Linked DNA regions of Homo sapiens: regions 1, 3 and 4 are each linked to region 2. A link is a loop called in an ENCODE intact Hi-C map of the cell type or tissue named here. Cell type or tissue: B cell. All regions are shown on one strand. Region 1 overlaps ZC3H12A (zinc finger CCCH-type containing 12A). Region 2 overlaps AIRIM (AFG2 interacting ribosome maturation factor). Region 3 holds the start of MEAF6 (MYST/Esa1 associated factor 6). Region 4 overlaps LITATS1 (lncRNA induced by TGF-beta and antagonizes TGF-beta signaling 1).

Region 1 (8,000 bases), 200 kb before region 2:
TGGCAGATGAGCTCCGTGCCAATGCTCTCCTCTCACCCCCCAGAGCCCCAAGCAAGGACAAAAATGGCCGGCGGCCTTCACCTTCATCCCAGTCCAGCTCTCTGCTAACAGAGAGTGAGCAGTGCAGCCTGGATGGGAAGAAGCTGGGGGCCCAGGCATCCCCAGGGTCCCGCCAAGAGGGTCTAACACAGACCTATGCCCCATCAGGCAGGAGCCTCGCACCTAGCGGGGGCAGTGGCAGCAGCTTTGGGCCCACAGACTGGCTCCCACAGACGCTGGACTCACTCCCGTACGTCTCCCAGGATTGCCTGGACTCGGGCATTGGCTCCCTGGAGAGCCAGATGTCGGAACTTTGGGGGGTTCGAGGAGGAGGCCCTGGTGAGCCGGGCCCACCCCGAGCCCCTTACACGGGCTACAGTCCCTATGGATCTGAGCTCCCAGCCACCGCAGCCTTCTCTGCCTTTGGCCGGGCCATGGGTGCTGGCCACTTCAGTGTCCCTGCCGACTACCCACCCGCGCCCCCTGCCTTTCCACCTCGAGAGTACTGGTCTGAACCATACCCACTGCCCCCACCCACATCAGTCCTTCAGGAGCCCCCAGTGCAGAGCCCAGGGGCTGGCAGGAGCCCGTGGGGCAGGGCAGGCAGCCTGGCCAAGGAGCAGGCCAGCGTGTATACTAAGCTGTGTGGTGTGTTTCCCCCGCACCTGGTGGAGGCTGTGATGGGGCGCTTCCCACAGCTCCTGGACCCCCAGCAGCTGGCTGCCGAGATCCTCTCCTACAAGTCCCAGCACCCCAGTGAGTAAGCTGCCTGTGGCTGGCAAGGGCAGCACCCCCAGCCTCCAAGGGCCGTCAGGCTGGGCTTTGGGCCATTGAGCAGCCCATTCCCAGCCCTGAGGCCCACCCCAGAGGCTGGACAGAGGGAGGATTCAAGTCGGGAAGGAAACCCACAAACCAAAGATACTGTAGGATTGGTTCTGGCCCATGCAGCACCTCTAGCTGTCTGCCTCAGTGGGTCAGAAGCGATCACCCTGTTGATACACATTGTATCTCTGTAGTTTAAGGAGACGCTGCCGGTAACGGCGTCGGTCCGTGGCTGAGGCCCAAACCGTCTTTTCTCTCAGAGGGTGGGGAGGGAGGTGGGGGCAGCAGAGGCCTGGGCTGGGTGCCCTGTGCACGCCACCCCACTTCCGCCCTACCCCTGGGACGTTGGCCTTGGCTGGCTAGTTGGGCACCGTGTGCCTGCCCTCCAAGGGCCTCCTCTACGCCAATGAGGCCTCATCTGTGCTCTCGCTGGGCACGTGGCTTCATGTCAGTAAGCAAGATGCTTCTTAATAACCCACCTTCTGCCCCACTCTATTCCTTATCCTGCTGCCCCTGTAGGGGTCAAGGGCCCTCCGTCTACACCCTCTTCTTCTCCTCCATCCTTTATTCAGAGTCATCTCGCCCTTCCCCATGGGTGGGGGAACCTGTGTTTGTTTGTGTGCACATGTAAATTTTAAATATTTTAAGCAGAAAGTCCTTACCTCCTGTAACACATCAATAAAGTACAATCATTGTGAGCCCTTTCAAGAGGTGATTGTCTTTGTTATGCTCAGGGCTTTGGGCTGGCCTCTGGGTGAGGAAAGGCCAGCAGGTATGCACCCCGACCTCCTTCACCCCAGGAGGAAGCCCCTCCACACCAGCTCCCTGACCCTTCTCTGGAAGGAAGATTTCTAACAAACATTCACCAGGAATGCATAGCTCCTTGGGGATGGGGCATCTTTCCCGAGGCCTTGGTCTGGGCCTTGTTAGGAGGTGCCCATGGACGCACGAGCGGGCAGGGGGCTGGAGGGGGCAGTTAGGCAGCAAAAGTGTAAAAGGATTTGGAGTCCAGTTTTATCTGCAAAAAGAAATCTTACTTACAATATACTTGGGCTTCTGTTTGTTTTTGTGGGACAGGAAGCTAAAATACCAGACTGTCCAGTTCATTATCAGCCACTTGGCAATGCTGAATGACTTGCCCAAGGTCCCGCAGAGGAAGGACAGACTGGGGCAGGGCCTTGAGTCCTGGTTCTGGTCCCCAAACCAGGGGGGCAGGAGGGGTGGGCCTGGACACTAGTTTGCAGCAACTCAGGGCCCTGCAGGGATGGGGGAGGTGAAGGTACCCTCAGCCCCACACCTCACAACTCTCCTAGGTTTCAACATCCACATAGGAATCCTTCCAGGCCAGGCATGCTGGCTCACGCCTGTAATCCCAACACTTGGAAGGCCAAGGTGGGCAGATTGCTTGAGCTCAGGAGTTCGAGACCAGCCTGGCCAACATAGGGAAAGCCTATCTCTACAAAAAATACAAAATTGGCTGGGTGTGGTGGCATACACCTGTACCTGTAGTCCCAGCTACTTGGGCTACGGTAGGAGGATCACCTGAACCTCAGGAGGTGGAGACTGCAGTGAGCCATGATTGCACCATTGTGCTCCAGCCTGGGTGACAAAGTGAGACCCTGTCTCAAAAAAAAAAAAAAGGAATCCCTCCAGCATGGCAGCTGAAAGGACCACCCTACCCACCTGGTCAGCAGCAGATGCCCAGCAACCCCACCTGCCAAGCCCCCGCTGTCTCTGCACACCACAGTGGAGCCTTGAGGCTGCCTGGAAAAAATAGGGAATGTTCTCACCCCTCTTCCCATCCCAGCTGCCAGCTGGCCACAGCCTTGGGAGTTCATACTTGCTTACTTGCTTCTTGACCAGAGCTGAACTCTAAGCCATTTGCTGCTTCTGCTGTGTGTGGGGAGGGATGGGCAGTGGGCAGCAGGTCCTGACTGGCTGTGCCGTGTCTGGAGGCCAAGTCTGGCCCTGCTGGTTCACTGATAAGCCCCGGCAAGGGTGGCAGAGCTCATGTGGCAGGTGCCTGAGGGGCTGGGATCTAGGGAGGACTGGTCAGTTCCATGCCCCGCTGGCCTGAGCTTGCATCCTGTGCTTTCCAGGCAGGCTTAGATGCCCCTTCAGGCCTCTTTCTCAGTCTGCCAGGCAGAGTGACTCCGAGGCTACCAGGCCCAGTGCCCCAGCTGTGTTTCTTTCCCACGAATTGGGCTTTAACTCCAAAGTTCTCCCCATCACCTCCTGCTCCACTGCCCATTCAAGCAGCTTAGGTAGGTGGTATTTGCTCACAGGGCCTCAGTCTCCCCACCTGTAAAAGGGACACAATGGTCCTTGCCTCTTTCTAGATTTGAGAGAATAACTCAGTTCCTGTGAAAGGAGGAGAGGGAGGGGTCCTGGATTCAAGCCCCCATCACTAGCGATGCAGCCCTGGGCAACCCACTTCCCTCTCAGAGCCTCAGCTTCCTGCCTCTTCAGAGGCAGCTTCCCTCTGAGAGGGGGACAGGGATGGAATGTGACTCCTGCATGCTGGAAAAGATCAAATTCTGGGGAGCTGCCCCAGTTGCTCTTTCCTCCTCTTGTTTTCCTGGTTCCAGGAGCCAGAAGCTGATGAGGAAACCAGTAAGTATGCAAATTCTGGCACTATTGGGAAATGATCCTGGGGAGCTCACAGAGGACAGCCTCCCACCTGCCCTCCCCCACCCCCCCACAGGCCCCCCAACCTTGCCCTTGGGCTCTCACCAGCAGGGGCCGAACCCTGAGTTTTATTGCGAGTTCTGTCTCGCACACATGGGTTAACCCCTCTTGGAGTGAAGCCAGGGTGACTATGGCCAATCTGTCCTCAGAAAACCTCCAGCCTCCCTAGCAGAGAGCAAACGAGCCCACAATGGGATGAAAGATCCCTGCTCTGGATGTCTCAGCCCAGTCCCCATCCCACTTCTCTAGAGTGGGGGAAACTCAGGAGTCCCCAAAGACCTGGGACCTAAGCTAGGAGCAGAACTTTAGAGGTCCGGGGGAGCAGCTCTCCAATCCCCCCATCCCCGCCAGTGCTGCTCACACCCCCCTCGTTGTAGTCTCCTGCAGGGGGGGACAGGTGGTGTCTGGGAAGGGGCCAGTACTCCTCACCGCAGCTGCCACTTCCCTCATCTTCCCCCAGCAAAGCTCTCAGCCCTCCCTTCCCCATGCCTCCTGGAAAAGCCAGCATTTGTCTTCTGTACACAGAAGGGAAAGACCCTAGCCCTGAGGGAGGTGCTGGGCAGGCCTCTACCAAGACAAGAGTGAGTGAGCAGCAGAGAAAGTGGGACTTGGGGGGCACATATCTCTAGGAGCTGCAGGGAAGGAAGTGGTGCAATCAGCCTCAGCCCTGGGCCCAGCTGGTCCCTAGAGGACGCTTCCCCAAAAGAAGGCAGCCCAAGGACCCTAGCACTTTTGTCCCAGGGCTTCTCAAACTTCTGGCTTTTTTTTTTTCTTGGACCATAGCAGAGTGGGTGGAGTAGAGGGTGGCAAGGGCCTGTTCTGGGGACCTCCCAGTTCATGGGAAGGGTGTGGGAGATTTGCCTGAAAGAGGCAGGAAGTAGGGCCCTACAACTAAGGAAACCCAAGCCATCCCAGGCCATGGCATGTAAATCCTTCCAGCTAGTTCCTGAAGGGGAAGAGGCCCTAGGCTGTCATCCTGAGGTGTGGCCTTGTTAAGCTCCTCTCAAGGCAGCTGCTCGTGATCTTCAACTGCTCATCCATTTAAGAGATGTCAGCAAAACGAGGTGGGAGGAAAGGATCAGGCGCCCCACCCCACACTAAGTTGGGCACATTGCTGGGAGGTCAAGTCACTGGGAATGGTGCAAAGGCTCTAATTCTGGCTGCTCGTGGGCTGCTTGTGGGGCCGTGCCTGCCACCTGCCGGTGCTTCCTGGTACTGCTACCCATGGAGCAGGGGCCTGCCCACCAGCTCTGGCCTGGAAATGAAGGGCCTAGACACAAAGATCTTCCAGCAGGATCTGAAAACAATAATTTAAGGAGAATAACATGGGAAGTAAAGTGCTAAGCCAAAAACAGGGAATTCTTAATGGCATTTGCAGCTCCGCCCTGGAAAGAAACACCAGAGGTCACTGTCATGCCTTCTACAAAGTCTAAAGCTCTAGAAACTTTCAACTGTTCCAGGTAACAAATATCCCAAGAAAAACTCTCAGGAACTGAAGGAATAAAAAGGAAAGGAGAAAAAAATATAAACATTCTTTTTTTTTCGAGACAGGGCCTTACTCCGTCTTCCGGGCTGGAGTGCAGTGGCACAATCACAGCTCACTGCAGCCTCAACTTCCCGGGCTCAGGTGATTCCCCCACCTCAGCCTCCCGAGTAGCTGGCACTACAGGCATGTGCCACTATGCCTGGGTAATTTTTTGGTATTTTTGTAGAGATGGGGTTTCACCAAGTTACTCAGGCTGGTCTTGAACTCCTGGGTTCAAAGCAAATCCAACCACCACAGCCTCCCAAGGTGCTGGGATTTTATAGTCATGAGCCAACACACCCAGCTATTTTTTTATGTTTGTTGTTTTTTTCAAGGAATCTTTTTTTAGAGACAAAGTCACTCTGTCACCCAGACTGGAGTGCAGTGGCATGACCACAGCTAACTGCTGCCTCGACTTCCAGGGCTTAAGTGATCCTCCCACACCACAACACCTGGCTAATTTATTTTTTGTAGAAACAGGGTCTTACTTTGTTGCCCAGGCTAGTCTTGAACTCCTGGGCTCAAGCGATCCTCCCATCATGGCCTCCCACCATCCTCCTGCCTTGGCCTCCCAAAGTGCTGGGATTACAGGCATGAGCCAGCATGCCTGGCCTCACTGCTGAGAATTTACCCTACAAGTACTCTTACTTGCAAAATTATGCATCTAGGGCTATTTAATCTGACAGTGTCTGAAACAGCAAAAGATGGGAAACAATATTAATGCAATCAACAGAGGACTGATTAAGTAAACTTTGGTATACACACGCAACAGAATATAAAGTAGCCAATAAAAATAACGAGGCAGTTGTACACATGGAATGTTTTCTGTGCTAGACTGCTAGATGAAAAAAGCAAGGAGAGAACAGTATACACAGTATGCTACCATTTCTGTGAACAGACACATGCATGTGTGCCTACTGCTCATACACGTACAAAGGTCCTCAGGAAGGACATAATGGAACTCTGGGGTTGCCTCTGGGAAAGGAAACTGATAGCTGAGGGACAGGAGCACTTCCTTTACCCTGAATATACTTCAGTGCCATTTGAGCACATGCTATTTGCATGTTGCTACAGTCTGAATGTTTATGTATCCCCAAAATTCATAGGTTGAAATACTAACCCCCAAAGTGATGGAATTAAGAGAAGTGGCCTTGGGGTGCTTAAATTATGAGGACAGAATGCTCATAAATGGGATTAGTGTCCTTATAAAAGAGGCCTGAGGAGTCAGGTGTGGTGGCTCACGCCTGTAATCCCAGCACTTTGGGAGGCTGAGGCAGAAGGATGGCTTGAGCCCAGGAGTTTGAGACCAGACTGGGCAACAAAGTGAGACCCTGTCTCTAAAAAAATAAAAATAAATAAAAGAGCCCTGAGGCCTGGCATGATGGCTCACATCCAGAATCCCAGCACTTTGGGAGGCCAAGGCAAGGAGGGTCACTTCAGCCGAGTTCAAAACCAGACTTGGCAACATACCAAGACCCTGCCTACAAAACATTAAAAAAAAAACTAGCCAGGTGTGAGGGCACATACCTGTAGTCCCAGCTAATTGGGAGGCTGAGGTGAGAGGGTCACTTGAGCCTGGGAAGTTGAGGCTGCAGTGACCTGTGATTGCACCACTGCACCCTAGCCTGGGCAACAAAGTGAGATCACGTCTCAAAAAATTTTTTAAAAAGAGGCCTAAGGGAGCTTGTTCTTCCACCATGTGAGGACACAGCTAGAAGGCACCATCTGTGAACCAGAAAGCACACCTTCACCAGATACTGGATGTTGCTGGTGGCTTGATCTTGGACTTCCTAATCTCCAGAACTATAAGAAATGTTTGTTGTTTATAAGCCATTTAGTTAATATTTTTGTTATAGCAGCTCAAACAGACTAAGACACATGTATTCAAATTAATTAAATATTTTAAAGTCCTCCCATCCCCACACCCAGGATACAGAAATAAGTTATCAGGGTGGGGGTTGGGAGCTGAGGAGGGGGCTAGGGGTCTCCAAAGTTTATTTTCTGTACACAAACAGTAAAAACTTGAAGCATATACACCTCCAACATGTATATGCTGTTAAACTATGATAACTGCCACTTTTACAGATCAAAAACAATTATCAGCAGTTTATTGTGGTTCAACCTTTTATTTATAAATTAATGACCTACATGTACTAATGAACTAATATTGATGTATATTTGATGTATATATATAAAATACATCCAAAGTGAGAAACTAAATAAGGCTGAGCCTCAAAATGAATATAAATCAAAGGCCTAATCTTTTCTTCCCACCCCCACCCAGCCATCCTGTGTGCCCTCTTCCCCTTGGAGGCCACTGCCCTAAGTGAGGATCAGCATCGACTCCACCACAGCCCACTTTAGTGGTGACAACTTTTAATCCACGGAAGCAGTTTTTCAAAGTGAAAACTGTTTCAAATCACGAAGCTTACCACTTAGACAATTCAGACAAGGTAATGCTCATTTAGACTGACACAGGTATGAAAATTCCAATCCCTTCTTTTCACTATCATTGTATCTGACACACACATCACCTTCCTAGGCACTATGACACTATCCTGGGAGAAGCAAATGTGTACAAAGAAGCACAATCCTGCTCTCTCCCCACACTTCACATAAACCAGTATAGTCCCCCTGTAGTCAAGGCTTCAGATGTCAATTTTCTGTTGGAGACAGCGTCTTGCTACGTTACTCAGGCTGAAGTGCAGTGGCCATTCACAGAAATGATCATAGCATACTGTAGCCTTGAACTTCTGGCTTCAAGCGATCCTGCTGCCTCTAAGCCTCCCAAGCAGCTGGGACTAAAGGTGCATATCACCATGCCCAGCTTGATGTGAATTTTTAAGCAATAATGCCTCATTAGGCCGGGTGCAGTGGCTCACGCCTGTAATCCTAGCACTTTGGGAGGCTGAGGCAGGTGGATTAC
Region 2 (8,000 bases):
ATAGGTATTAAGACTTTGGAAACAAATGTCCACCCTAAGGAGCTATTTTAAGTAAATTATGGTTTACCCACACAACAGAAATCTATGCAACTGTTTAAAACAATGTAAGGAAGCTCTTTATATAGAATGAACTCCAAGATACGGTAAGAAAGAACAAGGTGCAAAAGTGGGTATATGGTATGTTAGCATTTATATAAAAATGAAGGGAGGTTTTTTTGTTGTAGTGATTATCTATCGCTGTGGAACAAATGGCCCCCAAACTTAGTGATTTAAAACATTTATTATCCCAGTTTACATGGATCAGGAATCCGGGCACTGCTTAGCTGGCTGCCTTTGGGTCGGGTCTTCAAGAGGCTGTAGTCAAGCTGTCAGCAGGGGCTGTGGACCCATCAGAAGGTTCAACTGTGGGAGGGAGGATCTGTTTCCAAGTTCAGTCACATGGTTGTTGGCAGGCATTGGTCTCTCACATGAGCCTCTCCACATGGCTGCCTCACAGCATCGCAGCTGCCTTTCCCCAGGGTGGGTGATCCCAGAGAGAGAGAGAGAGAGAGCACCCAAGATGGAAGCTGCAGTCTTTTTTACCTATTTCAGAAGTGACATCCTACCACTTGGGTAGTATTTTATTCATCAGAAGTATATCTGTGGCCGGGCGCGGTGGCTCACGCCTGTAATCCCAGCACTTTGGGAGACCAAGGGGGGCAGATCACAAGGTCAAGAGATCGAGACCATCTTGGCCAACATGGTGAAACCCTGTCTCTAACTAAAAAATACAAAAATTAGCTGAGCGTGGTGGCACATGTCTGTAGTCCCAGCTACTCGGGAGGCTGAGGCAGGAGAATCGCTTGAAGCCGGGAGGTGGAGATTGCAGTGAGCCAAGATCACGCCACTGCACTCCAGCCTGGTGACAGAGCGAGACTCTGTCTCAAAAAAAAAAAAAAAAAGAAGTATATCTGTCAGTCCAGCCCATCTGGAAGGAGAGGGGAGTACACAAGGGCAAGAATACCAGAGGTGGGAGCACTGGGGGCTGTCTTTGAGGATACCTACCCACCACACTCACACAGGCATAGTATTTTTGGAAAGATACACTAGAAACATTCAATATTGGTTGCCTTCAGGGAAGGGAATTGGGAAACTCCCACCTCAGCCTCGCAGATAGCTAGGACTACAGGCACACACCACCACACCTGGCTCTTTTTTTCATAAAGACAGGGTTGTCTGGCTAGTCTAAACTCCTGACCTCAAGCCATCCTCCCACCTTGGCCTCCCAAAGTGCTCGTACAGGCAAGAGCCATTGTGCCCAGCCTAAATATGCTCTTGCATACCTATTTTACAATATTGATATATCACTTAAAAAATAAATCAGGCTTGGTGTGGTGGCTCATGCCTGTAATCCCAGCACTTTGGGAGGCCGAGGCAGGCAGATCACTTGAGGTCAGGATTTGGAGACCAGCTTGGCCAACATGGCGAGACCTTGTCTCTATTAAAAATACAAAAATTAGGCAGGCATGGTGGTAAGCACCTGTAATCCCAGCTACTCTGGAGGCTGAGGCAGGAGAATCGCTTGAACTTGGGAGGCAGAGGTTGCAGTGAGCTGAGATTGTGCCTCTGCACTCCAGCCTGGGTGGGAGTGAGACTCTGTCTCAAAAAAATAAATTTTATTTTAAATTTAAAAAGAACAATGAAAAATATGGCATTTTAACAGACACAAAGCTAAGAGGGAACAAAATAAAAACAATACTTAAATACTATATAGTTATTACTGAGCACCATAAACGTGCTTGTTTCTACTTAGCCATTACTTGCTTCTATGAGGGAGGTTTAAAAACCTCTTTATTACACATGCATACACATAAGCGAGCATCTCCCACTTGTAGAGCAAAATACAAACGCTTGAGCTGGGACTCATAATCCTCTTCACAATTTGGTTCCAGTCCACCCTTACTGACCCACTTCCTGCCATCCTTCTATCCATCTGTGAACTTGTTATTTGTGATACTGAACTATTATTTGCCAGTTGTGGAGGGTAAAGGCAACAAGCACAATGCCTGGCACACAGCTAGCTTTCGTCAAGTGTTGGCTTCCATCCTGCCTCAAACATGGCCTTTGTTTAGATTATCCCCTGTGCATGGAATGCCCCGCACCCCTCTCCTAGCCCCAGGTAAAATTCCCTTCAAGGCCTACCTCAAATGTCACTGTCATCAAGAAGGAGTTCCACAGGCAATTAGTTATCATCTCTATTCTCCCACAGCACCTGTTTTTACCTTAACTATAACACTTTTATTATTGTATTACAACTTAAGTCTCTGCAATCCAAAGTCTGGTCCTTGGACCATTAGCTGAGACTTCGTTTGAAATGCAGAATCTGGGCCCCATCCCAGACCTACAGAATCAGAATCCAAATTTTAACAAGATATCAGTGACTTATTTGCACATTAATCTTTCCCTGGTGGAACTGTGAGCCTTTCTAGGGCTCTCTTTTATTTCTGTCCCCAGAGCCCAACATAAGACTTGACACTTAAATGCTTTTTAAGTTTTATTTGCAATACTTATATGATAGATGTTTTTTAATTCCTGGAAAAATAAATACACATTATTAATAATAGTTATCTGGTAGATGGATAACGGTACATTTCTATGTAACATTTTCATTTTTTGTAATCAGAATGTATTACCTTTACAGATAGGCAAACACAAAGATTTGGGAAAATGCATGTAAAATCTAAGAAAAAAGGTAAATTGTAGATATAATACATTCACAAAAAGAATATAACTGTGTTGAGCTATATTTACAGATATAAAAAGATGAACAAATTACATTAGGTTTTTTAAAAAAAGACAACCTAACAGTATGTATCGATGATAGCACGTTTGTTCTTTAAAAAAATTTGTGAATTGGTCAGGAGCAGTGGCTCATGCCTGTATTTCCAATATTTTGGGAGGCTATGGTGGGAGGATCCCTTGAGCTCAGGAGTGAGCTGGGCAATATAGTGAGACCCTATCTATATTAAAAGAAAAAATTTGTAAATAGACACTGAAAAGGTATCTATCAAAATATCTCTAATGAAGTTTGTTTTACAATTTTCTACATTTTACATTTTTTCTAGTTTTCCTATGATCTTTATAAAAGCTTATCACTTATAAGAAAAAAAGTTATTTTCATTTTTGAAAAATATCTATACCCTTTACTAAGTCCCTTTACATTCAATGACCAAGATTCCCACAACACTCTGGGAAGCTGAAAGATCTGAAAGTAACACGGCCATTACATAGATGAAGGCAGCAGACCTTGGAAATGTAACCCCGATGGACTGACTCTGGGCTGGCATTCTCCCACCCCTGCGGCTACTCCAGACTCAGAGGAATGTGGCAAGTCAGATGCCAGCTTTGGCCAAAAAAACTCCTGTCATTTTAGGAGTCTCACCATGCCCAGTTACTTCCTCTGAGATGGTAACAGCAATAGGGGAACACTTCAAAGACAAAGCATTCAGAATGATTCATGCTGCACCACCTCCCCCTGGTGGCAGGTTCTGGAAATTGGCTTGAGGATAACTATTGCAATTGGTCAAAATTTTTAAAATATATTTTCTGTCAAAATCACCCTTATTTCTTTAAATCATCAAAACCACTTTTTCTTTTGTCAAGGATTCAGGTATTGACAAAAGACACAAAACCAGGACCTGGTGTCAACCAGACAATGCTTTGGATGATGCCAAGGGCAGTGTGGCTCTTTGCCTCTTGTCCTTGCTTCCCCACCTCTTTAGGTCCACAATAGAGGAAAGACACTATGTTCTTCAGCACCGTCTTTCCTGTTGTCTCTCTAGCTCCATCCACTTCCCTGAGCCTCAGAAAAGGGCAAGGCATGGCTCACATACTCTCAGCCACGGCCTGGCATGCTGCAGCTCCAAAATCAGACATCTAGGCGCTAATCCTCCCCAAGACCCAGTCCTAAGGTTCAAGGCACTGATGTTTCAAATATGTCAGACTGAAATACTGACGTTTCTTTAGAAACATCAGGGTTCAGAATGTCAGTCTTCAACTGTGGTACCCGTGGTCTCCAGATACGCATAGCTTCCTTACTCTTCCAGGAAGAAGGAAACATTCAATAGGATATCTGAAATAGGAAGACAGAAAAAATGGCATTATCACCTCTCCCGAGAACATAAAACACACAGAGGCACAGCAAGGGCACCTTCCTAATGCTTCCAAAGAGGCGAGCCACAGGGAGAGAAAGGAGGAGAGGAGACACAAAGGAAGAACACAAACCAGTACCTTGTACAAGATCTTGGTGTTCGTCTTTTGAAATTCGGTCCCAGGCCTTGGGCAAAGCTTGTATGTTTGCCAAGTCTCCCCACTGGATAGACGAAAGAAGATACTTTCTCTTCAGGTACCTTTCTGGAAGTTAAGGACTGCTCAAAAGAAAATGCAGTATGCTGAAGTGAAAAAAAACACCCTGGTGAGAACCAGAGGGAGCCATAAAAGTGAAAGTGCAGATATCCTTACATTTTACCAGGTGGGCCTGATTCACCTATGCTACAAATATTTCCTGAGCAACTGTTTACTAACATGGCTTTGTGCTACAGGGAAAGAGGAATGAAACCATCCCTGAAATCTGGGATCTCAGCATGGTGAGGACAAAATCAGATCCTGAAAAGAAAGAACAAAAGGGACATGAGAGGTAAAGCTAGCGGAGGTTCAGAGGATAAATACATCCAATTCAGAGGAAGCAGGGACACCCCAGCTGGTAGGAAACATGAACAAAGGCACAGAGGTGGAGATGCATAGAATGAATTCAGGGAAAGCAAATCTTCCAGTCTGCTCAGCATGGACGCCACATGGAGAGCAGTCAGAAAGGCTGAAAGGTGGGCTGAGCCAGAACAGAAAGAACACCAAGTACCAACGCAGGGCTCTGAACTTTATCCCATTAGCAACAGGAGCTATTCCTATACAGTACAGAACAATTCTGATCCTAACTATCAGGATCAGAACCAGACTTCCTGCAGATATAGAGGTCATTCATTGGAGTCAGCTTAGAAGGAAAGAAACTAGACAGAGAAAACTGTCAAGAGGCAATTAAGAGTCCAAGTGAGAGCTAAGAAGCCATGTAAGCAACAGAGGGGATGGGGACAGAGAGGGAAAATCAAAGAAGCACCAGGGAAACAGAAGGAAAGGACTTGACAAGTGACTGTGTAAACATTCTAGCACATAGCAAGTGCTTAGTAATGTCAGCCGCAGCTCTTGCTCCTTCTGCCCATGCTCCTGTTGCTGTTACTACTACTGCTACCAATGCATTTAAAAGGGAAAATAAGCCGGGCGCGGTGGCTCGAGCCTGTAATCTCAGCACTTTGGGAGGCCTGAGGTCAGGAGTTTCAGATCAGCCTAGCCAACATGGTGAAACCGCCTCTCTACTAAAAGTACAAAAATTAGCCAGGCGTGGTGGCAGGTGTCTGTAATCTCAGCTACTTGGGAGGCTGAGGCAGGAGAATTGCTTGAACTCGGGAGGTGGAGGTTGCAGTGAGCCAAGATCGTGCCATTGCACCCCAGTCTGGGCAACAAGAGCAAAACTCTGTCTCAAAAAATAAATAAATAAAAGAGAAAACAGGGTGGGTTCTACGACTCAAGGAAAAGGGGGCTGAATTTGAGGGCTAGATTGAGGAGTTCAATTTTAAACTTGAGTTTGCAGTTCTAAGAACAATCCAGTTGGAGGCATCTGCAGGAAACCAAAAGTCAAGACCAGAGACAAGAAAAGTTGGGGTTTGGGAATTATTCACATGAAGGCAGAAACCTAAGCTAGAGGCTAAAATCAGGTGTCAGACAAGAATTGAGAGAAGACCAGGCATGGTGGCTCACACCGGTACTCTTAGCACTTTGGGAAGCCAAGGAGGTAGGATCATCAAGGCCAGGAGTTCAAGACCAGCCTGGTCAACACAGCAAGACCCCATCTCCTAGGCAAAAAAAAAATTTTTTTGAGAGAAAAATGTTAGAGCTTCAACTAACTGGTCTTTCTGCTTTTACCCTTGCCCCCACTACCCCAAATCTTACCCTAGAACGAAGCCAGAATGATACTGTTAAAAACATAGGTCTTATCCTGTTACTCCTTAATCAAGTTTCTAAGAGGTTTTTCTGTCACTCGAATGCTTTTTTTTGGGGGGGGGGGGTGGGCGGGGGGTGGTTTGAGACAGGGTCTTGCTCTGTCACCTAGGCTGGTGATCACACCCAGGCTGGCAATCAAGGCTCACTGCAGCCTTGACCTCCCACGCTCAAGCAACCCTCCCACCTCAGCCTCCTGAGTAGCTGGGACTATAGCTGCACACCATCATGCCTGGCCCAAAATTCTTTTTTTTTTTTTTGGAGACAGAGTTTCACTTTATCACCCAGGCTGGAGTGCAGTGGCACGATCTCAGCTCACTGCAGCCTTGACCTCCCCCAGTTCAAGCAATCCTCCAGCTTCACCCTCCCGAGTAGCTGGGATTACAGACTTCAGGCACATACCACCATGCCTGGCTAATTTTTGTATTTTTTGTAGAGACGGCGTTTCACCATGTTGCCCAGGCTGGTCTCAAACTCTCGGGCTCAAGCAGTCCTCCCACCTCAGCTTCCCAAAGGGCTGGGATTACAGGTGTGAGCCACCACGCCCAGACCCCAAATTCTTTCAAAGACCTTCAAGGCCCTAGAAAGTCGAGCCCCCTGTCTTTCTACCCTCACCTGCTGTTAGGCTCCTCCTCATGCTCCAGTCTAGCCTCCTTACTATTTCCTGAATAGACCAGGAATGTTCTTACCACAAGGCCTTTGCATTTGATGTTTCCTCTGCCTAGTAACTTTCTCTCCCCAAATAGCCACATAGCTCTTTCCCTTACCCTCTTCAGATCTCTGCTCAAATATCACTTTCTCATGAAGCCTGCTCTGACCACCCTATTTTAAATCACAACTCCACCCTCACTCCTCACTTTCCCTGCTTTATTTTTCTCCATAACACTTATCGCCATTCAGCATTCTACTTGCCTTTTTCAATGCCTGTCTCTTTGCACCAAGAACAGTGCCTGACAGGTAGTAGCTACTCGATAAATTATTAGAGGAAGGATTATACAAAGGAATGCAGGAAGAATCCAAGTTCAGGAACCAAAGAGAACTGACTCAAACTACTTAGTTTTCCAATCTTGTGAAAACTGAAATTTGAAAGACTTAGAACAGCTCTGGCTGTGACCTGAAATGTGTGCAAAGGATACGACTTTCGATAATGTCTCTCAATATCCTGCAACCATTCCAACATGTCAGCCACAGAGGGGCTCACTGCTGAAGGCTGCAGGACAGCATCAATGCCAACTGTGTCTGCGTGTTGCTCATAGATCTGAAACACTCGCTCCACATGGCTGCTGACCATGTCTCGCACCTTGAGGAGGATGGCTCTGCAAGAAAGAGTCTGACATTAGGCAATATCATGAGACATGTATAAAGGAAGGTTTCTCAATTTTGGCACTACTGATATTTTGGACTACATGATTCTCTGTTGTGAAGGGCTGCCCTGTACATTGTAGGACGTGTAGGAGCATGCCTGGCCCCTACCCACTAAATGACAGGTGTAAACTATACCTATACCCTCCATAAGCCATAACAACCAATAATGCCTCTAGATGATGCCAAATGTCCCCTCATAGAAAAACCATCTCCAATTGAGACCACTGGTCTAAGGAGATTAGTGACAGTGTCTTGGAGGTACGGGTGGCTCAAGAATCAAGAAAGGGGCTGGGTGCAGAGGCTGTTGCCTGTAATCCCAGCTTTGGGAGGCTGAGCGGGGTGGATCACCTGAGGTCAGGAGTTTGAGACCAGCCAATGTCCCAAAACCCCGTCTCTACTAAATATACAAAAATTAGCCAGGTGTGGTGGTGCACACCTGTAGACCCAGCTACTCGGGAGGCACGAGAATCACTTGAACCCAGAGGCAGAGGTTGCAGTGAGCCAAGTTCGCGTCACTGCACTTCAACCTGGGTGACAGAGCGAGACTC
Region 3 (8,000 bases), 170 kb before region 2:
TGCTTATTATTTAAAAAGTGGAGAACAGATTAGTGATATGAAGTGTCTCTTAAATAAACTTAATTCTCAAATTTAAAGAAAGAACCAGGGTTCCTTAGAGGAATGGCTGATACCAGGTCTGGGACAAAAAATGCAAAAGGTAAGTATGGGACATCTCTTAGGCCAGAAAGCAATGGAGTACTCCAAAAGTAATAGGGTCATGTTGAAACGACAAACAAGCCAGCTTGAGGAGGCTCCCTCTGACCACAGCTGGGACAAATGTGGGAGAATGAAAGAAACAGAAGTCAAAAAAGGAAGACTCTTTTTCAGAATGCCAGTAATAAATATAAAGGGAATAATACAATTAGAGAATCACTATTTTACAACTTCCAGTGTACTAACGGATTCAGATAAGAATCAACGGTGTATACTAAACAACTGAATACAAATTTAGAGGGAGCAGTATATTCATAATGTCTCAAAGCATAACATCCAAAATTACTTGTTAATCACAATGGGAAAAAATGAACTTTTATAGCAGATAAATCATATGATCAAACTTAGCAGCAACAAATAATAGGACAATGTGACATTATGTGCCTCCTGATAAACTAGAGATAGATAACAAAGGATACACCAATTGCCTATGTAAGATTTTTGCAAAAATGTTTAAAGGATCTTTCAGGACCCTTTTAATCAGTCATGAGTTTTGCCCTCAGAAAATCTCAGGAAACTGCAACATTCTACAAGGCAATGTCATGAATACCACCACAACCACCACCAAAAGGGTGACTCTCCTCAATCTTAAGACATAATAGCCAAATGCATGCATGAATGCTTACTGAATCCTGGATCAAAACAAATTAGCAAAGAATTTTTGGGGACAATTGAGGAAATTTTAATAAAGACTATGTATTAGATACTATTAATGCAGTATTGATTTTCTAGGTATAATAACTGGTTAGGTAGAAGAAATGGCCCTATACTCAGGAGGTAATTACTGACACATTTAGGTGCAAAGTGTCATTTACCTGCATCTAACTTTCAAACCGTTAAGTGGGAAAAAAAGGTAGGGGGACTGGGAGATATAACTACAAAGGAGTGGCATGAGGAAGATCTTTGTGGTAATGGAATAGTTCAGTAACTTCATTGTGGTTACATGAATCTACACACAAGATAAAGTGACACAGAACTATATATATACATTGTACCAATGTCAATTTTCTGGCTTTGATACTGTATTATAGCTACATAAAACACAACCATTGGGGAAAACCAGATGAAGGGTACAAGAGACCATTCTGCCAACTCCCTATGAATCTATAATTATTTCACAATTTAAAAATGTGAAATGTAAATATAGATGTGTGCTTATATTAATATATATTATAGAAAGTAAGAGAAAGCAAATGTCACAACACATTAACAATTTGTGAATATAGGTAGGAGGGTATCAAGTGTTCATATACTATTCTTCCCATTTTCCTATAATTTGAAGATTTTCTAAAAGTTTAGAAATTTTTTAAAAATAATATTACTAAGTAAGCAGTGGTACAGCTGGCACACAGGTATGGCAAAAATTGTGAGGGTCAGTTGGGCGTGGTGGCTCACCCCTTTAATTCCAACACTTTGAGAAGCTGAGGCAGGAGGACTGCTTGAAACCAGGAGTTCCAGGCCTGCCTGAGCAACAAAGTGAGATCCCACTTCTACAAAAAAAAGTTTTTAATTAGTCAGGTACAGTATGGTGTGCCTGTAGTCCCAGCTAATTGGGAGGCTGAGGTGGGAGGATCACTTCAGCCCAGGAGTCTGAGGCTGCAGTGAGCTAAGTTCGTGCTACTGCACTCCAGCCTGGACAACAGCGTGAGACCCTGTCTCTTAGAAAAAAGAAAAGTGGCCAGGCGTGGTGGCTCACACCTGTAATCCCAACACTTTGGGAGGCCAAGGCAGCAGATCACCTGAGGTCAGGAGTTCGAGACCAGCCAGGCCAACATGGAGAAACCTCGTCTCTACTAAAAATAAAAAAATTAGCCAGGCATGGTGGCACGCACCTGTAATCCCAGCTACTCAGGAGGAAAAAGAAAAAAAGAAAAGAAAAATACTGTGAGGGTAGAACTCATGACTGATTAAAATGTGTAAAAAATTTAATAGAATGCTATTGTATAAAGATACTGTATTTAAGCCTCACACAACCCTGTGCCATAGGCCCAACTTTCGCTATTTTACAGATGTGAGCCTTGTCTAAGATTATTCGGTGAGGCAGTGCCTGAGCCAGAGTCCAAGAGTTCAAGTCCAGATCACACCACTACTTTACTACTGCCTCCAGCAAAGTTGCCACTAAGAGCATACAGTCCTAAAAACAAACGTTACTAGGGCACAATAGGAACACTACAGGCTTTCGACACTCACTTTTGGTTGGTCAGATACCGATCCCAGCCACGAATAATATTGCCATACATCTGAGTGTCTTCCAGGTAGCTTCCCTCAAAAGCATAGATCTGTCGCTCCAAATTTGCCAATGTTTCCTGAGAGATGAAAAACAAGGACATGAATGATACCTTTTAAATGCAAACACTTAAGTCTGGCCAAAATGAAATCCTGATATTAGACTCGTAAACGCAAGCTTGCCCACACTAAACCACCCTGTGGAGAGATGGAAGATACGGGGAGGAGGAGCCGTTTAGGACTAAGACAGTCTAGACCTTTGGGGGTGATGGACCCCTGAATGTATAAAGCATGTCTCCAGAAAAATACACACACACGCGAAATTTTGCATATACTTTAGAGGATTCACGGAAACCATGAGTCAAGAGCCCAGGCTAACGCAGAACTTGGGCGATGTCCACTCCCACGCACAAAAGGTATCGCTACCAGGAGAGGGAAAGGTGAGCAGCCTTTCAGCGTCAACTCGCTCCCCTCCCCGCAGGCTCAAGAGAGGCCGCCGACACCGGGCTGCCAGTTGCTATGGAAACCTAGAAGGGCAGCTTCAGGTGAGAGGGGCCTCCCGGGTGCCCAAGCCGAGACGCGGGGGCAGGAAGAGCTTAGCCACCAGAGTGCATTGGGCCTTGGGTGCCTGTCACAATTCTGAATTCTCCGGAATGTGTTCTTCTCCCTCGCCTGTCACCTTCTAGATGTTCCCAAACACATCACAACCCTGTCTATCAAAAACCTCCATTCAACGGATCTACTCCCAGTACCAAAAAGAACACGCTCCCCACCAGCCTCCAAAGTCCAGACGGGGTGACTGGGTCCCCCTCCCACACTAGCCTCCTTCCCCACCCCCTCCCCGCAAAGATCACGGACTAGCCCGCCTCGCCCACCCCCGCGGCTCACTGACGCTCGCCCTTCCTAGCGCCCTCTCCCCGGGCCCCGGCACCGTCCTCCCTCCACGCCCCCTCCTGCGGCTGCCGCTTCCCCTCCCCCTCCCGCGCTCCCGGCTCTCTCCCGGCTCCGGATTCGCACAGCCGGGAAGCTGAACCGCCGGCGGGCCGCAGAATGCGCACCCGGCCTCAGGCCGCCGAGCACCCGGCCCGCCGCGCCGCGCCCCCGGAGTAACAAACGGCCTAGCGCGGCCGGGCTTGGGGCCTGGAGGCGGGGCGGGCGCGGAGCCCCATGCCGTGCAACCCCTGTCCTAGCCCCTCACCGCCAGCTCCTGCTTCCGCTTCACGAGCTCCGCCAGCTCCCGCCGGGTGTCCGGGATCTGCGGCGGCGCCGCCTTGTTGTGCATCGCCATGTTGGGCTGAGGCGGGCGGCGGCGGCGCGAGGTTGGGGGCGGTCCCTGCGCCGCCAGGGGGCGCCCCCCCGCTCTGCGCCTGCGCGCGCGGCTTCCGGAGACGCGTGCAGCGCCGTGCCGAGCTTCGCTAAGGCCGGGGCTCTCGAAGGTCCTTCTCGGAGAGCTCTAGAGATGCGGCTTCTGCTTTCTGCCGTTTCCTGCCCCTCGGCTGGCCGCCGGCTTTACAGACGCCACAAATCCACCGCGTCCAAAGCCTAGCTCGTCCTCAGGCCTCCGAGTCTCCTGTGCGCCCCGCTTCAGTCCACTTCAGTGAATGACTTTCACTATCCACCGAATTGCCTGCGTCAGAAACGCGGTTTTCCTCACTCTGCACCTGGAGTAAAACGCGATCCCAGGTCAAGCTCTATGGACTCGACTCCGGAAGAGCTCGCGAATCCATTTGCTTGTGCCTGCGCCTTCTGCCACCTCACTAGTTCATTCAGGCCCTCCCTGTTTGGGGCTACATTATTCCAGCGGCTTATTTCCACCTTTAGCCCCACTTAATCCACTATCCACAGTGGTGCCAGGATCTTCCAGAAACAAATGTTATCACTCCCCGGTTTAAAGTCTTTCAGTGGCTTCCCATTTTCCCAGTGCCCTTTGGAGAAACAAGTATGTGTAGTGGTTAAGGGCACAAAACTGGAGCGAGAACTACCTTGTTCAAAATCCTATCGCTACATCGATAAAGTGTGCTCCTTTGGGCAAATAACCAAATCTCAACTCCCTCATCTGTAAAATACAAGCAGTAATAGAATCTACCTAATACATTTGCTGTGAGGAGTAAATCACCTAATATGTGTAAGGGGTTTGGCAGGCGCCAATGACTGTGCAAGTACGAGTTCGCTTTTATCGTTAAGTCCAAGGTGTAAACGTTGTTTTCACTTGGCCCCTGTGGATTTCTCCGTCCTCAGCTCTCCATCTTTCACTGTTCTGCAGTTTCGCTATCATAAGTCTAAGTGGGATATTTTTTCTTCCTTTTGTTTTGTTTCTTGCTTGGAAGTCTTTGGATTTCTATAATATGTGGGTTGGTATCTTCCACCAGTTTTGGGAAATCGCAGTCATTTTTCTTCAGATGCCTGTCTCATTTCTCTCTCCTTCTGGAACTCGAACATAAGAAGCTTTTTAACCTACCGTCTATATTTTCCATCTTTTTGTCCCTCTGTGCTGCATTCTGAATAACTGGTTTCGTGTGCGGATCTTGTAACCTGCCATCTTGCTGAACTCCCTTACTAATTTTAGGGGGGGTTGTATAGATTCCTTGGAATTTTTACATAGATAATAATTTCATCTGCAAATAAATAGGGAGTTTTTTTTTTTCTAAGCTGAGTGCTTTTTCTTTTTCTTCCTTATTGTGCAGATTTCCAGTAGTCTGTTAAATAAAAGTGATAACATTAGACATCCTTGCCTTGTTCCCTGTTTTAAGGGGAATGCAGGCCGGGCGCGGTGGCTCACGCCTGTAATCCCAGCACTTTGGGAGGCCGAGGCGGGTGAATCACAAGGTCGGGAGATCAAGACCATCCTGGCTAACACAGTGAAACCTCGTCTTTATTAAAAAATACAAAAAAAATTAGCCGGGCGTGGTGGTGGGCGCCTGTAGTCGCAGCTACTCGGAAGGCTGAGGCAGGAGAATGGCGTGAACCCGGGAGGCGGAGCTTGCAGTGAGCCAAGATCCCGCCACTGCACTCCAGCCTGGGCAAGAGCGAGACTCCGTCTCAAAAAAAAAAAGGGGGGGTGGCGAATGCATTCAGTCTCTCACCATTAAGTATGACATTAGTTGTGGGAGTTTTGTAGATGCTGTTTTTCAAGGTGAGGAAGTACCTCTATATTCCTAGTGTAAACCAAAAAACAAACAAGTAAAAAAACTTTTAAGCCACTGGGTGCGGTGGCTAAATCCCACCACTTTGGGAGGCCGAGGCGGGCGGATCACGAGGTCAGGAGTTCAAGACCAGCCTGACCAACATGGTGAAACCCCATCTCTACTAAAAATACAAAAAATTAGCCAGGTGTGGTGGTGTGCGCCTATAATCCCGTCTACTCAGGAGGCTGAGGCAGGAGAATCGCTTGAACCGGGGAGGCAGAGGATACAGTGAGCCGAGATCGCCACTGCACTCCAGCCTGGGTGAGAGAGTGAGACTCTGTCTCAAAAACAAAACAAAACAAAACAAAAAGCTGGCTGGGCGAGGTGGCTCACGCCTATAATCCCAGCATTTTGGGAGGCCAAGACAGGTGGATCACCTGAGGTCAGGAGTTGGAGACCAGCCTGACTAACATGGTGAAACCCCGTCTCTACTAACAATATAAAAAATTAGCCGGGCGTGGTGACAGGCACCTGTAATCCCTGTACTCAGGAGGCTGAGGCATGAAAATAGCTTGAACCCGGGAAGTGGAGGTTGCAGTGAGCCGAGATTGCGCCATTGCACTCCAGCCTGGGCAACAAGAGTGAAACTCCATCTTAAAAAAAAAAAAGTTGGTGTGCTCCATCAATTCCCGGAGGCCCGACAAAGGTAGCCTGGGAATTCCAGATAAATGGAACAAATGATGACCTGCTAGAAACGCATGGGAAACAAAATAACTATTCACAGAACCACATAAAAGCCTTCCAATAGAAACTAAAAAAAAAAAAAATCATGGTTTTATATATATGAATACACACTTGATCTTAGCCAAAAGGCCAAGAAGCGATATATATATGCATACACAAGCAAGGCCCAGAGGAGAATAAACAGCAAACGAATGAAAATTAGAAACAAAAACAAATAAACAGGAAACCAACTCTAAATTTTTCCTACTCAATCTACCCTGGAGGCTACAGTGTTACCCAGAGCCCCCAAAACTCCACATAATATTTTATTCCTAATACACAATTCAATATCCTTAAGTCCACCAATATCACCATACATCCTGCAAAATCAAGAAATTCACTCTAGGCACATGACCAATAAGTACTCCAGTGCCAGCACTATCCATGCAAAACAGTAAACATAGTGTGAAGCAATACAAGCATGGATGTGAAATTTGGCTCCACACTAAATCCAGCTTTGTGCTTAACTATATTAAAAAAGAATTGCCAAACTGCCTATTCATTTCTTTACAATATTTATTTTTCTTTTTTTTTTTTTTTGAGACAGAATTTCTCTCTTGTCACGGAGTACAATGGCACAATCTCAGCTCACTGCAACCAGTACCCACCATTCAAAGTTCCCAACTTTTCTTTGTGTTCCTGTCTTCTGAGCCCTTCAAACTCTTCCAAACTCTCTCTGTTACCCAGTTCCAAAGCCGCTTCTGAGAGGTGACAGCGTGCTGGCAGTCCTCAGAGCCCTCGCTTGCTCTCGGCACCTCCCCCGCCTGGGCTCCCACTTTGGTGGCATTTGAGGAGCCCTTCAGCCCCCCACTGCACTGTGGGAGCCCCTTTCTGGGCTGGCCAAGGCCGGAGCCCACTCCCTCAGCTTGCAGGGAGGTGTGGAGGAAGAGGCACGAGCGGGAACCCGGGCTGCGTGCGGCGCTTGCGGGCCAGCTGGAGTTCCGGGTGGGCGTGGGCTTGGTGGGCCCCGCACTCGGCGCAGCCAGCCAGCCCTGCTGGCCCCGGGCAATGGGGGACTTAGCACCCGGGCCAGTGGCTGCAGAGGGTGTACTGAGTCCCCCAGCAGTGCTGGCCCACCGGCGCCGCGCTCGATTTCTCGCCGGGCCTTAGCTGCCTTCCCACGGGGCAGGGCTCGGGACCTGCAGCCCGCCATGCCTGAGCTTCCCACCCACTCCATAGGCTCCTGTGCGGCCCGAGCCTCCCTGACGAGCACCACCCCCTACTCCACGGTGCCCAGTCCCATCGACCACCCAAGGGCTGAGGAATGCGAGCGCATGGCGCAGGACTGGCAGGCAGCTCCACCTGCAGCCCCGGTGCGGGATCCACTAGGTGAAGCCAGCTGGGCTCCTGAGTCTGGTGGGGACGTGGAGAGTCTTTATATCTAGCTCAGGGATTGTAAATACACCAATCAGCACCCTGTGTTGAGCTCAAGGTTTGTGAGTGCACCAATCGACACTCTGTATCTAGCTGCTCTGGTGGGGCCTTGGAGAACCTGTGTGTCCAAACTCTGTATCTAACTAATCTGATGGGGACGTGGAGAACCTTTCTATCTAGCTCAGGGATTGTAAACGCACCAATCAGCGCCCTGACAAAACAGGCCACTGGGCTCTACCAATCAGCAGGATGTGGGTGGGGCCAGATAAGAGAATAAAAGCAGCCTGCCAGAAGGCG
Region 4 (8,000 bases), 230 kb before region 2:
CTCCCTGGGTTCAAATCCCAGCTCTACCACTCACCACCTGTGTGTTCTTGGGCCAGTTTCTTCTGGGCCTCAGTGTCTCTATCAATAAAATGAGACTCACAGCTGTCATGAAGGTCACAAAAAACAAGCTCTGTGGAGTGCTGGGCAGGTAACCGGCCAGTGAGTGGCGGCTTTTACTTTCAGCATCAGTTGGAGACACAGCAGCAGGAGAGGGTGTGGGGGTCTGAAGCTGCGGAGGGGGAGGGCAGGGCAGGGGTTCCATCACAGAATGACCTCGTGGGGGTTCTCAGCTATTGCCCTAGGGTAACTTTTTTTTTTTTTTTTTTTGAGATGGAATCTCGCTCTGTTGCCCAGGCTGGAGTGCAGTGGCACGATCTTGGCTCACCACAACCTCTGCCTCCCGGATTCAAGCGATTCTCCTGCCTCAGCCTCCTGAGTAGCTGGGACTACAGGTGCACACCACGATGCCAGCTTTTTTTCTTGTCACCCAGGCTGGAGTGCAGTGGCACCATCTTGGCTCACTGCAACCTCTGCCTCCTGGGTTTAAGCGATTCTCCTGCCTCAGCCTCCCGAGTAGCTGGGATTACAGGCACCCGCCACCACATCAGGCTAATTTTTTGGTAGAGATGGGGTTTCATCATGTTGGCCAGGCTGGTCTCAAACTCCTGACCTCAGGTGATCCACCCGCCTCGGCCTCCCAAAGTGCAGGGATTACAGGCGTGAGCCACCAGCCTAATTTTTGTATTTTTAGTAGAGATGGGGTTTCACTATGTTGGCCAGGCTGGTCTCGAACTGCTGACCTCTGGATCCACCTGCCTCAGCCTCCCAAAGTGCTGGGATTACAGGCGTGAGCCTCCGCGCCCGGCCGCCCTAGGGTAACTTTTAATGACACTCCCTTTCATTCCCAAACGTATCCTAATCTGGATGACTAATTATATGGTCATCCTACTCCAAATCCCCCACGCCCAAGATGGGGCCTGGGAGCTGGCCCATGGTGTTGGGAAAGGGTTCTACTCCTGACCTGTTTTCCTTTCCAGACCCTTGGGATTGCCTAAGCCCTGGGTCCCAGCCCCAGCCCTAGCCCACTCTCAGGCCAAGGAAACTCATTCCCTCAATTAGCATTATAAAGCGGCAGGGAGGGGAAAGGCCTCGAAGGCGGGTGCCCGGAAGGTGCTGGGAATGGGAGTCTGTTGGGATTCCGGGCCTTACCTCTGATCCTGACGGCAATTCCTCATATCCTTAACTTCCTCTTTCCTGCAGGGAAATTATTAACAGTACTATCTCTGATTTGCAAAGATCAAATCACACAAGGACTGGCGGTGAAAGTGTTGTGTGGTCCGATGAGTGGCATTAGGAGGGCAGTGACTTCTGCTTCGGCCACCAAGGCAGAATTCCCAGATCCTGTTTCTCCGGTGATTGTGGGGGAGACAGAGATGGAGCATAAAGGGTCACAAAGGGTCCACAGATGGCTGGGGGTGAGGTGTCTACCCAGTGCCTCGGCCTATAGAAGTCTTCTCACTCACAGCCCCTAGCCCACTTCCACCAGGCCCGGAAGGACACCTCCAATGCCTGTCCAGGGCCCCCTGGCCCTGCTCAGAGATGCCTCCTCCAGGCAGAGGCAGCTGCTACCCTCAAGCTCCAGGTGACTGCTGCCAGGCTCAGAAGCTACTCAGGGTAGGTGGTGAGCCCGCTGCCTCCAGGGCTGCTTCTCAGAAAAGCTCAGAGAAGACATCTTAGCGGCTAAGTGGCACTCATTTTATTTGAGGCAGAATTCTTGTCCGGTGGTCCCCAAACTGCACACCTAGGAACCCCAAGAGCTTAATGACAGATGAGAGTTCTGAGGGAGTGGGACCAAGTGGGCAGGACTCCAGGGGCATTGAAGGGCTTCCTCCTCTCCTCTCCCCTCCCCTCCCCTCATCTCTCCCCTCCCCTCCCCTCTCCTCTTCCCTCCCCTGTCCTCTCTCTCCCCTCTCCCTCTCCTCTCTGCTGTCTGTCCTTTCCCATTCTCTTCTCTTTCTCCCTCTCTTTCACTCTTTCTTCAACCAGAGCAGCTCCATTTAGTATTCTGTCCAAAATTTTTCTCGCACAAAAATGTCCACAGTTAAAATAATTTTTCAAAAACAGAGTTCTGTTCCTCCTCTCTCCTTTCCTTCCTCAACAATTCAGTCCTAAAACTATTATGTGCAGCAGAGCAAGGGAATGGGGGAACCATGGATGAACACAGCAGGATTCCTAGCAGAGTGAGGAGGGGGACCACTGGGGAAGGCAGGCTGGCCCAGGGGTGTCAGAGTACAAATCAGTGAGGGGCTGTCACCCCTATGGGGTCAGCCTGATATGGGTGTCAGAGCCCAGGCAGACAAAGCAAGGCAGCCATGCAGGGGATGGTTCCAGTGTGGGAAGCCAGAGCCAGCCAGAAGTGGGGTGTCAGAGCCTACAGCTGAGTTAGGAGGGTGTCTCAATGGGGGAAAGGGGTAGCCCTGTGCAGAAAGTCAGAGTGCCCAGGTCACCCATCCATCAAGACTTGGGGCTCTGCCTCCCCTACGTCTGCCCCAATCCTTTCTAAAGCCAGGCTTAGCTGGACCAAGGAAGACCCTGGGCCTCTTCTCAGTTGAAGCCACTGAGCACCAGGACATGCCAGGCAAGATTAGATGTGCCAGGTGCTGGAGTTAGAGCCAGGCTGGAGCAAGACAGTCAGGTCTCAGCCGGTGTGGAGCCCACAGTCCAGCAGGGAGGATGGACACAGAGGCTGCCATCACAGAACATGAGCTCAGCAGCAGGACGGGAGCTCGTGGAGGGCAAGCAACGTGACCTTGCACAGGGACCAGGCAGTGTCCGCAGAGGAGGCAAGCCAATGAGTCAGGAAGATGAGTTTACCAGGCGGGGGAGGATGGGGGTGGCAATGCCTCTGGGCCTCAGTCTCTCCCCCTGCCCGTCCTCACCATCCCATCCACAAAAGTCCCAGCCACCAGGAGCCTCTCAAGAGGCCTTTCCATCCTGAGACCCCCATAGACTACAACCTAGTCCCAGGCCCCTCCAGATGGACAGTGTTGAGGGCCATCTCACCCGCCTGGCCTGGACCCCACCTCACTGGAGGCTGCCCTCAGTGGGAAGGTTCCTTTGCTCCCCTTTCTGAGGTCTGACATCCCCCATCATTGAGAAGTCCCGCCTTGTGTTTAACTCACATCTCTCTTGCTTTCTCTAATCTTCAGAGAAATGGCTAACTGAAGGCCTTTCACCAATTACAGGGAAACGCTGATAAAACCGGTCCCAGGAGGGCAGTGGGTTGGAGCTGCCCCAAAACTTTACCTTCAGGCTGAAGCTTCCTACCTTCTTTTTTTTTTTTTTTTTTTTTTTGAGATGGAGTCTTGCTCAGTAGCCCAGGCTGAAGTGCGGTGGCGCGATCTCGGCTCACTGCAAGCTCCGCCTCCCAGATTCACGCCATTCTCCTGCCTCAGCCTCCCTAGTAGCTGGGACTACAGGAGCCCGCCACCATACCTGGCTAACTTTTTGTATTTTTAGTAGAGACGGGGTTTCACCATGTTAGCCAGGATGGTCTCGATCTCCTGACCTCGTGATCCACCTGCCTTGGCCTCCCAAAGTGCTGGGATTACAGACGTGAGCCACCGTGCCCAGCTCCTACCTTCATTTTTTCATCTGCAAACACTGACCTGTGGGGTCCCTCTGATCTTCCCACACCCAGGTGAGAGCCCACACACATGCACCCCATCCTCACCACAGCCCTACTCCCTGAAGGGCCCTTGTCCATAGAAGGCCTGCATAGGGCTCATTCCAGGGGCCCCTCCATTTGGGGCTTATGATGGACTGGCCTAGCAGAGAAAAATAACTGCTTGGACTCCATATGACTTTATTTTCTGGGGTGGAGGAGAAAGCGAGCCACCTCAGCTGCCTCATCATGCAAAAGGTAGAGATTAGACCCCAGGAAGGACTTCCTTTGGCTTAGGGCATCCTTCTCCCTGCAGTCACCAGCAGGGGGCGCCACAGGCCAGCCTGTGGGACCCACTATCTGAGAACGGGGTTGTCACCCAGGAGTGAGTGAAGGTCTGGCCAGCACTGAGGGCTCTGGGGTGCAGAGAAGTTAGGAGATCCATCAAAGCAGCCAGACCACCTGGTGGGAGGCGGCACACACTCTGCCAGTCCGGACACGGGTTAGGGAGTGGCATCACATTCCGCCGAGTCATTGCCTGCGAAGACTAACGTCACCTCTGATGTCAGGGCTCCAAGGGGCTTCGTTCCAGCTCCAGGCTCCAGGAAAGGGCGTCGCAGGGCCCAGAGGTTACACAACTTCCCCCAAGATCGCTGTGGAAATGACTGGCAGAGCAGGGATTCAAACCCAGGTCCCTGTGGGTGCCTCTGCCCAGCCGCCTGCAGGGTCTGCAGGTGGCCATGTCCCACGTGTCACCTTTACAGACCCACGGCTGAGAGCCGGCCCAGCCTTGGCCTGGCTTCCTTCTTTCTCATCTCTAAAAATGCCTTTCATTCTAAGATCTCCTTGGCAGCTTCATAATAAAAAGAAGGCTTCTGAAACCGCAAATGTTTTTAAATGAATTCAAGCCCCAAGTTTCTGCAGGGGGGTGAGGGATGCAGGATGAAGGTAAGTTTTTGAGTATGAAAGTTACATGCATGATGCGAGAGCCCTCCACTGACCTCCAAAACTCGCGCTGCCGGGGATACGAGGGCCCCTGGCGAGTCTCCCGAAGTGTCTCCTTTTGAAAGCTCACCGGTCCTTGTACTCTGAGTGCTTTCAGTTGGGTCCATTATGAGAAATCTCCTTTTGAGCATGGATGTATTCAAATCCAGATGTTGTCCCCGCAGAACAAAAAGCTCCCTCCAAATTCTCTTTATGAAGAAGTAGGTTCTCACCCTTTGAAGGAATAAACATCTCTTGATAAGTGGAATTTTTTTCCCCCAGCCAAGAACCTGCTGCTCCGAATTTGCTAAAAACTGGTTTAATAGCCGGTCTCCATTCTATTTCAGAGGCCAAGATGGCGGCGACAAGGTGGAATGTCAGCAGAAGATGTATTCAATAGATTGAGTGTGGCTTCACTAAGAAGGCTGGATTTTTAAAATATTTGTTATTTATTTAGATACTTTGTTTTTAAATTCAAGACATACATTCTAATGACAAAAGTGAAAAACAGATTGAAAGATGAAAAACAGAGTGTCAGAAAAACCTGCTCAATCATATACTTCATTTTGATTCAAATAACAACTTTTCAGGAAGGAAGGATACAGTAAACCTACGCATTGATTGTAAATTAGTCCCAATTTCTATAATATTCATTTTCTTAAAGTATGCTGGGCGTGGTGACTCATACCTGTAATCCCAGCACTTCGGGAGGCCAAGGCAGGTGGATTGCTTGAGCCCAAGAGCTTGAGATCAGCCTGGGCAACATGGCGAAACTTCGTCTCTACAAAAAATACAAAAATTAGCCAGGTGTGTAGTGGCAGGAGCCTGTAGTCCCAGCTACTCAGGAGGCTGAGGTGGGAGAATGGCTTAAACCGGGAGGTAGAGGCTGCTGTGAGCCAAGATCCTGCACTACACTTTAGCCTGCGTGACAGAGTGAGACCCTGTCTCAAAAATAAAATAAAATAAACCTTAAAATAGGGGAAATATGGATTACATATTTGTTAACTATATGTGTATATATAGCCAACAGAAATTTTTATCAGTAGGGTCTAGTTTTTTTGCTGTTGATAAAACCATCTGAGAGCTGGAAACAGGAATCCTTTCCTCACTCTGCTTGCATACCATTGGTGATGGGGAGCTCACCACCTCTGAAGGCACTCTGATTCACTGTGGGAAAGTTCTGATAGCCACAGAGCTGGTTCTCAGGCCCCTGTTATCTCCATGGGTGCCAGTTCTGCCCTTGGAGCCAGGCAGGGTTATACCACTGTTCCTGCCTCTGCCCTTTTGAGTCTTCTCTTCTGCAAGATCAGTATCCCCAGTTCCTCACTAACCTTTACCCTCCACAAACTGGACTCTGGTCTCTCCCTGTCTCCTCAAATGTACGACAACCAGAGTTGAGCACAACCCTCCAGCTATCACCTCCCTCATCGTCAACCTGTACCTCTACAGACTCAGCCTGAGACCACAATCATTTGGGGCAACCATCTCAATGTGCAATGAACCTTCAGCCAAAATCTCTTTCATGCAAAAAATTTTAATTTTACATCCATCCGTAGAGGGGTTAGTCCATCATCTCATCCGCTTTAGGGGATTTTGGGCTCTTGTTTGGTCATTTAAAATACCAGCCACTGCATCTAGTTTTGGGTCACCTGCAAATCGAATAAGCATGTCTTCTGCACCTTTAACCCAGCTGTTGATAGGAATGAGTGGTGATCTTGCCCCAGCCGGCCAGTGTCTCTGGGACCCTGGTTTCTCCATCCAATAATGAACAAGGGTGAGATGATGACCTGCATCAAGACATCCCATGGACTACATGTCAGACACTATCCTAAGCCCTTTACAAACACCAAGACATTGAATTCTTCACACCAATTCGATGAGGGAGGTATTGTTAGCATCTTCTCCATTCTGCAGATGAGGAAAACAGGTTTTGCAGGATTTGACCTCAATTCTGACTGCACCCAATCCGATGCTTTAGCCAGCATGGGTTATTCTCGGGAAGATCTCTGATGTGACCTAGAATAGAGCCGGCAGACCCACCAACAGAGCTGTCCTCACAAGCAGGAGTGCTACATGGCACTCCTTGGGCCCCTCGTAGATCCCCAAGTCCCATGCACGGCTCAGAAGCAGTGGAGGGCTGAAGATATGAGGCCACCTTCAGAAAGGGACATTAGATGCCTCAGCCATGATCGGGATGAACAGACAACCAAGGGACAACAAATCTTTCCCCTCACTCCCAGGTCTTGACTCTGCTTCAGAGCAAGGTGCACTTAAAACTTCAAGAGTGACTCAAAGGAGCGTGTTTGCCAGCTCAGTGAAAGTGGGGGCTTGGCGTCAAAACTTCAGGTAGGTTGTGGCATGTAAAGGAAGTGATGTTCCTAATTAAAAGGAAGCATGGGGTCGGGCACAGTGGCTCATGCTTGTAATCCCAGCACTTTGGGAGGCCGAGGCGGGCGGATCACCTGAGGTCAGGAGTTTGAGACCAGCCTGGCCAACACGGTGAAACCCCGTCTCTACTAAAAATACAAAAATCAGCTGGGTATGGTGGCAGGTGCCTGTAATCCCAGCTACTTGGGAGGCTGTGGCAGGAGAATCACATAAACCTGGGAAGTGGAGATTGCAGTGAGCCGAGACTGCGCCACTACGCTCCAGCCTGGGTGACAGAGAAAGACTCTGTCTCAAAAAAAAAAAAAAAAAAAAAACAGAAGCATGTGGTTGGGGGGAGTGATGTTCCCTGCACACCTGAGTTTGTAGTCTGGGAATGGACTCACCACACTCATACTAGATGCCAGATACTTAAGACACATTCCGTACTCCCCAGGGCCCTATTAAGTAGATACCATGATCAAAGGTGGGTTTTCAGTGATGCTGAGGACATTTAAACCTTCAGGTCCTCTCACTTGCAGGGGCCCTTCCCAGACCCTGCAGGGGAAGTGTTTCCCTTTTGGAATTTGTAAGAGAGCCCTCCAAACTACAGAAGCTTGAGGCCTTACAAAAGCTTCCCGTTATTACCCCCATTTTAAAACTGAAGGGAAATGTGACACAGGTGAAGCAAGTTACTCAAGGTGGCAGCACTGGGAGGTAGCGTGGTTAGGACTCAACCCCTTAGATCAGGGGTGTCCAATCTTTTGGCTTCCCTGGGCCACACTGGGAGAACTGGATTGTCTTGGGCCACACATAAAATACATTAACACTAATGATAGCTGATGAGCTAAACACACGCACACATGCACACACACACACAAGTCTCATAATGTTTTAAGAAAATTTACAAATTTGTGTTGGGCTGCATTCAAAGCTGTCCTGGGCCAAGCTTGTTGGACAAGCTTGCCTTAGATGAAGCCCAACGTTT

The links. Peaks named below come from ENCODE experiments on the same cell type or tissue, not always from the same donor. Only the 100,000 strongest peaks of a DNase experiment are listed, where the experiment ranks them.
Region 1: it touches region 2 in a loop (13-fold over the local background); 28 of 110 quality-filtered maps call a loop at or near these places.
Region 3: it touches region 2 in a loop (9-fold over the local background); 20 of 110 quality-filtered maps call a loop at or near these places.
Region 4: it touches region 2 in a loop (6-fold over the local background); 95 of 110 quality-filtered maps call a loop at or near these places.

Annotation. Positions count from the first base shown.
Region 1 is chr1:37,482,809-37,490,808 of GRCh38, forward strand. It overlaps ZC3H12A (zinc finger CCCH-type containing 12A), which reads left to right. Exons shown (of 6, transcript NM_025079.3): 6 at 1-1,569. The coding sequence ends at 803. It overlaps MEAF6 (MYST/Esa1 associated factor 6), which reads right to left. Exons shown (of 7, transcript NM_001270875.3): 7 at 7,185-8,000. Among named protein-coding and RNA genes, the nearest start is that of MIR6732, 6.6 kb to the left of the region's middle. RefSeq lists an enhancer at 1,530-1,659. In B cell, CTCF peaks have their summits at 4,746 (motif pointing left) and 4,948 (motif pointing right); DNase peaks (open chromatin) are centred at 3,252 and 4,733; H3K27ac peaks cover 2,067 bases.
Region 2 is chr1:37,679,050-37,687,049 of GRCh38, forward strand. AIRIM (AFG2 interacting ribosome maturation factor) reads right to left here. Exons shown (of 5, transcript NM_001350770.2): 3 at 7,224-7,403; 4 at 4,270-4,388; 5 at 2,521-4,111. The coding sequence ends at 4,074. Among named protein-coding and RNA genes, the nearest start is that of AIRIM, 7.5 kb to the right of the region's middle. In B cell, CTCF peaks have their summits at 3,531 (motif pointing left) and 3,733; a DNase peak (open chromatin) is centred at 3,482; H3K27ac peaks cover 756 bases.
Region 3 is chr1:37,511,038-37,519,037 of GRCh38, forward strand. It overlaps MEAF6 (MYST/Esa1 associated factor 6), which reads right to left and starts at 3,729. Exons shown (of 7, transcript NM_001270875.3): 1 at 3,620-3,729; 2 at 2,386-2,501. The coding sequence starts at 3,709. RefSeq lists a silencer at 3,314-3,913 and an enhancer at 7,425-7,924. In B cell, CTCF peaks have their summits at 3,776 (motif pointing right) and 3,975; DNase peaks (open chromatin) are centred at 3,034 and 3,884; H3K4me3 peaks cover 2,407 bases; H3K27ac peaks cover 1,934 bases.
Region 4 is chr1:37,451,031-37,459,030 of GRCh38, forward strand. It overlaps LITATS1 (lncRNA induced by TGF-beta and antagonizes TGF-beta signaling 1), which reads right to left. Exons shown (of 3, transcript NR_038842.1): 2 at 5,337-5,429; 3 at 3,849-4,882. Among named protein-coding and RNA genes, the nearest start is that of LITATS1, 19 kb to the right of the region's middle. RefSeq lists enhancers at 328-1,527, 930-1,720, 3,718-4,917, 3,766-4,287, 4,288-4,809. In B cell, CTCF peaks have their summits at 3,988 (motif pointing right) and 4,212; a DNase peak (open chromatin) is centred at 4,001; H3K27me3 peaks cover 192 bases.